Regions from separate parts of the Homo sapiens genome. Here region 2 is linked to region 1. Evidence: read pairs that join two places in POLR2A ChIA-PET (ENCODE). Cell type or tissue: PC-9. All regions are shown on one strand. Links, peaks and the distances in the headings refer to the core of each region. The heading gives the core; the rest is flanking DNA. Region 1 has its middle 85 kb from the start of CTNNA1. Region 2 overlaps CTNNA1-AS1 (CTNNA1 antisense RNA 1).

Region 1 (2,913 bases), core at 259-2,758:
GCCCTAGGTTTTCCCAGTGCACACGTCCTGTAATGGAGAGCCACTGTTTTGGCCTGCTCAGTATCCATTTGCCTTGGCATCAGCTTTGGAGATTTGGCTTGGGGCAACTGTTTCAGCTGCTGTAATCTTGGTGGACTGTCAATGAAGGCTACCTCCATTCCCTGGCTAAGGGATTGGCATGTGACCCAAGCTAGGCCAATCAGATGCTCTCTCCTCCTTGAATCCTTTTTTTTTTTTAAATAGAGATGGGGCTGGGCGTGGTGGCTCATGCCTGTAATCCCAGCACTTTGGGAGGCCAAGACAGGAAGATCACCTGAGGTTAGGAGTTTGAGACCAGTCTGGCCAACATGGTGAAACCACATATCTACTAAAAATACAAAAATTAGCCAGGCGTGGTGGCAAGCGCCTGTAATCCCAGCTACTAGGGAGGATGAGGCAGGAGAATTACTTGAGCCTGGGAGGCAGAGGCTGCGGTGAGCAGAGACTGCACTCCAGCCTTGGCAACAAAGTGAGACTCTGGTTAAAAATAAATAAATAAATAAATAAATTAATTAATTAAGTAAGTAAAATAGAGATGGACTTTCGTTCTGTTGCCCAGGCTGATCTCAAATTCCTGGGCTCAAGGGACCCTCTCACCTCAGCCTCCCAAAGTGCTGGCATTACAGACATAAACCACTGTGCCTGGCCACCTCCTTGAATCTGAAATGGAATGACATGAAAATGGGACCCAGTGTAGTGGCTCACACCTGTCATCTCAGCACTTTGGGAGGACTAGGCAGGAGGATTGCTTGAGGCCAAGAGTTCAAGACCAGCCTGGGCAACATAGCAAGACCTGTCTCTATGAAAGAAAGAAAGAAAGAAAGAGAGAGAGAGAGAGAGAGAGAGAGAGAGGAAGGAAGGAAGGAGAGAAAGAAAGAAAGAAAAGAAAGAAAGAGAAAGAAAGAAAGGAGAAAGAGAAGGAAGGAAGGAAAGAAAGAAAGAGAAAGAAAGAAGGAAGGAAGGAAGGAAAGAAAGAAAGAAGGAAGGATGGAATTAATGTATCCCCAAGGCGGCACCATAAAGGGATTGTTCCATAGCCCTTGATTTCAATGTCCTGCTTCCTCCTATTTCTGGGACAGCCTCTTTAGCATTTTCTTTGATTCTGTGAGCCACCCTCATTTCTTTCTAATACGATCATTTTTTGCTTAAGTTAGCTAGAGTTTTTCTGTTGCTGGAAACCAAAGCCTCCTCACCCATACAAATTTCACCTTCTTAGAGGAGCAGAGGGATATGCCCCTGTGGTGGGCTCATATTTGGAGTCTCTGGCAGGGGTTCAAATCTCACCTGGTCCTGGAATGAGAGGAAAGAGAGCCCTGCTGCTAGTGGGTGCTGTCACACCTCGCCTCAGGCCAGTCTTTGTGGCCAGTTTTGCCAGGATCCACTCCCAGCCTAACCTCCAGGTCTCAACACTGAGCCCACAGCCTGAAATAGCTAAGTTTACCCCCATGACTCCCTATCACAAGTGCTACAAATGGCTCAGGCTGGTGTCATGGTTATTTTCCACAAATAGCCATCTCATTCCTGTGCTGTGCCCTTGCTCGTGGTGTTCTGGGACACCTTATCTCAGGGTAAGCTGGGCCCCCCGTGCCCTCTGCCCCGGCCCCTCCCGTGCCTTCAGACCTTAGGCCACATCCTGCCTCTTCTGAACCAACACTTCACTGGGTTCCCTCTGATGTGGGATGGGCAGAGCAAGTGATTTGTGTGGTTGAGCTCTGTTTCCTTTGTAGACTTTAGTCTTTGAGGACTTGACTACAAGCTCCAAGTGCCTTGTTACTTTTCTTGCTTGGACCTCAGTGTCAAGCAGGAGGCTGGGCACACAGTGAATGATCATGTTGATTTCTCCACCCATAGTTTGAAAATTGTTCCCACCCTGTGATTCATATTCTTCATTCATTCATTTACACATTTATCAAGCACCTACTAAGTGTGGGTTCTGCCCTAAGTGCTGGAGGTACACACTGAATAAAACATAGCCGAGGAATTCAGTCTCATGGTGAAGATTTATTGAGAATTAATTGTAGCAGAATGACCTATTGAGGAAATAACCATGTCTAGTTTTTCTCAGCTGCAGGCTCACCTAAAAAGAATGAAAGGCATTTCATCCCTGGGGCGAGGGGCAGGAGAGAACCAGGCTTCATGTCCTTGAAGTGTGGACTTTCTTGACCCCCATGAGGATTGGTGTAGTTCAGAGTAGAAAAGAGAAGCTGCAAGCAGCAGGATACCCAGAAGACAACTTCCAAACAGACGTTTTAAACAAAGATTAGGATTGGAGGCTTAATGCTTCCCAGATTAAAGTGGGATGGTCTCAACTCAGGAGGGTTAGTTGGAACTCTCAAGATCAGAAAGGGAATGAAGGTATGAATTCCATCGATGGCAGAAACCTGCACTCATGAGGATGCATCCTCTGAGATGGGAGGACCTAGGAGGAAGAATATTTGGGTGACCACATGTGTGATAATAATAATAGACAGCATTTAGTGCATACTTACTGTGCGCCAGGAGGCACTGTGTTAAGCATGTTGTACGTATTCACTTATTTCTCACAAGAACCCTGTGAAGTAGGTACTATCATTGTTTCCATTTGACAGATAAGGCAAAGAAAGATTAAGTGAACTTCCTAAGGTTATGGATCCAAGAATCAAACCCAGGCGATCAGATTTCACTGAGGGCCATGTATGCCTATGAGGGCTGAGCACAAAGGGCTATAGTTTTGGGAGCCTTTGTTCTCAAAGGACACCATGACTGAACTTGTCACAGAGGAGGTGGGGCTGCAGCCCCCACCTGCAGATGTGCTTCACAACCAGGCCGGGCATACATATTAGCTGTGGCAACTGGCCACAGCCGATGGCCAGTACTGAAGGACATGGTAATCTT
Region 2 (2,913 bases), core at 212-2,711, 77 kb after region 1:
GACAACGTGACATTTGGGCAGAGATCTGGGTGATGGAGTGACTAAGGGCTATCAGAGGGATGACCATTCCAAGCAGAGAGAACTGGAAAGGTAAAGGCCCTGAGGTCTGAGGGTGCTTGATGCCTTACAGGAATGTCTAGACCACAACGTGGGCTTGAATGGAAAGATAGAGAGAAAAAGCCAAAGACGGGTCTGAGATGACTGGGTGAGATCAAATAAATTTTATTCAGAGTGAGATGGGAAGCACTGGAGGGTGATTTTTTTTTTCCTTTACTTTCCAACTTTTATTTTTGGTTCAGAGGGTACATGTGCATGGATAAATTAATTGTATGTCATGGGGGTTTGGTGTAAAGATTATTTTGTCACCCAGGTAATAAGCGTAGTAAGCCATAGGTAGTTTTTCGATCCTCACGCTCCTCCCACCCTCCGCTCTCAAGTAGGCCCAGGTGTCTTCGGTTTTCTCCTTTGTATCCACGCGTACTCAGTGTTTCTGGAGGGGTTCTGAATAGAGTGGTGTGTTTTCAATGGCTCTGCCACTATGAGAAAAGAGCATTAAGATAATATGTATATGCTGTTCAAACGTAAATGCAATATTATGTGCATTGCTTCACTATCTTCTTTCTTCCAAAGTGAATTTTTTTAAAAAACAAAATATGATCCTGTCATCCTTTGTTTAGAATCCTTTGTGGTTCTCCATTCCCCTAAGGGTCAAGTCTAAACTCTCACCAAGCCCTCCCGAGTCTGGCCTCTACCTACCTCAGCAGCTCCCAAATCACAGAAAGTTTTTCCTAGATGGGACTCGGGGCCTTCAACCTTCCTTGTTCCCTTGGTCTAAAATGAAGTTATTTCCTTCCCTCCCCATCTACCTTGTCAACATCGTGCCAAGCACTATTCTAGGCACCAGGGATACAGCACTGAACAAAATAGACAAAAACTCTAGCCCTTGTGTGGCTGAAATTCTAACAGGAATAAGACAGAAGAAAAGCAATAAATTATATACCATATATGACTATTTTAAATTTTAAATATGTATTAAATATATATTTTTAAAATATGATTTTATATATCAGGAGGGTGATATAAGCTAAGGAAAACACTGAACAAGGAAGAGGGGGGTGAGATGTTGAGAAACGGGTTGCAATTCTGAATAAGGTGGCCAAGCGGAAGCCTCACTGAGAAGGTGCCTGGCAGAGGTGAGGGAGCAAGTCAGGCAGCTATTTGGAGGAGAGCATTCCAGGCAGGAAGCAAACGCCCTAAGGCAAGAGCCTACTTGATAGCAAAGAGGACACTGTGTCAGAGAAGAGTATCGGGGCAAGTGAGGCCCTTATAAGGCCCTCACTTCTCTGTACTTTGAGTGAGATGGGAGCCACTGGAGGGTCTGGGTGGAGCAGGAGTGACATGCTTGGACTTTTTTTTTTTTTTTAGACGGAGTCTCGCTCTGTCGCCCAGGCTGGAGTGCAGTGGTGCGATCTGGGCTCACTGCAAGATCTGCCTCCCTGGTTCACGCCATTTTCCTGCCTCAGCCTCCCAAGTAGCTGGGACTACAGGTGCCCGCCACCACGCCTGGCTAATTTTTTGTATTTTAGTAGAGACGGGGTTTCACCGTGTTAGCCAGGATGGTCTCCATCTCCTGACCTCGTGATCCGCCCGCCTCAGCCTTCCAAAGTGCTAGGATTACAGGCATGAGCCACTGTGCCTGGCCACTTGGACTTACTTTCTAACAAGATCACTCAGGCTGCTGAACTTAAACTAGACTGAGGGAGGCAAGTGCAGAAGTAGGGAGACCAGTTGGGCTCCCCTGGCAAAATTGAGGCTAAGAGATGATGGTGGCTTGATTCAGGATGGTAACAATGGTGATAGTAAAAAGTTAGTGGCTTCTGGGCCTGGTGCGTTGGCTCATGCCTGTAATCCCCGCACTTTGGGAGGCCGAGGTGGGTGGATTGCTTGAGGTTAGGAGTTCGAGACCAGCCTGGCCAACACAGCGAAACCCCGTCTCTACTGAAAAAAATACAAAAATTGCTGGGTGTGGTGGCGGGCACCTGTAATCCCAGCTAATCGGGAGGTTGAGGCAGGAGAACTGCTTGAACCTGGGAGGTGGAGGTTGCAGTGAGCCGAGATTGCGCCACTGCACTCCAGCCTGGGTGACAGAGTGAGACTCCGTCTCAAAAAAAAAAAAAAAAAAGTTAGTGGGTTCTGACTCTATTTCGAAGGCAGAAGTACAGGGTCTAAGGAATCAGATTTGAAATGCATGCAAGAAATAAAATAGCCAAGGATAACGCCAAGGTTTTTGGCCTCAGCCATGGCCAAAATGAGAGGATGGAGTTGCCATCTAAGGAAATTAAGAAAACTATGGGATAAGTAGGTTTGGACAGTGGTATTAGGAAATCAGTTTTGGACATACAGACATATAAAGTTTGAGATGGGCTGGGCATGGTGGCTCATGCCATTTAATTTCTGTAATCCTTTGGGAGGCCAAGGCAGGAGGATCACTTGAGCTCGGAGTTTGAGACCTGCCTGGGGAAGATAGCAAGACCTCATCTCTACTAAAAAAAAAAAAAAAAAAAAAAAAAGCTGTGCGTGGCAGCACATACCTGTAGTCCCAGCTACTTGGGAGGCTGAGGATCATTTGAGTCTGGGAGATCAAGGCTTCATTGAGCTATGATCAAACCACTGTATTCCAACCTAGGTGATGGAGTGAGACCCTGGCTCAAAAATAAGATAAAGTTTGAGATGCCTAGATGCCTATTGGCTATCTAAGTGGAAACATCAAGTAGGGAGCTGGATAAGTGAGCTGCAAATTCAGGGGAAAGGTTCAGGTTAGGGATATATACCTGGAGTTGTCAGCATATTTCAAGTCAAAAGACTGGCATCAATGGGTTAATGACAGCTATTAGTAGAAAAAGAAGTCCAAGG

Evidence for each region. Peaks named below come from ENCODE experiments on the same cell type or tissue, not always from the same donor. Only the 100,000 strongest peaks of a DNase experiment are listed, where the experiment ranks them.
Region 2: POLR2A ChIA-PET joins it to region 1 with 12 read pairs; 10 of 35 experiments call an interaction of 5 or more read pairs at or near these places.

The regions. Positions count from the first base shown.
Region 1 is chr5:138,667,075-138,669,987 of GRCh38, forward strand. No RefSeq gene overlaps it. Among named protein-coding and RNA genes, the nearest start is that of CTNNA1, 85 kb to the right of the region's middle. RefSeq lists a silencer at 1,670-1,719. In PC-9, for the core only: no CTCF peak of the experiment used is centred there; DNase peaks (open chromatin) are centred at 1,527 and 2,057; H3K27ac peaks cover 1,898 bases.
Region 2 is chr5:138,744,227-138,747,139 of GRCh38, forward strand. It overlaps CTNNA1-AS1 (CTNNA1 antisense RNA 1), which reads right to left. Exons shown (of 2, transcript NR_134244.1): 2 at 204-536. Among named protein-coding and RNA genes, the nearest start is that of CTNNA1, 7.7 kb to the right of the region's middle. In PC-9, for the core only: no CTCF peak of the experiment used is centred there; a DNase peak (open chromatin) is centred at 1,195.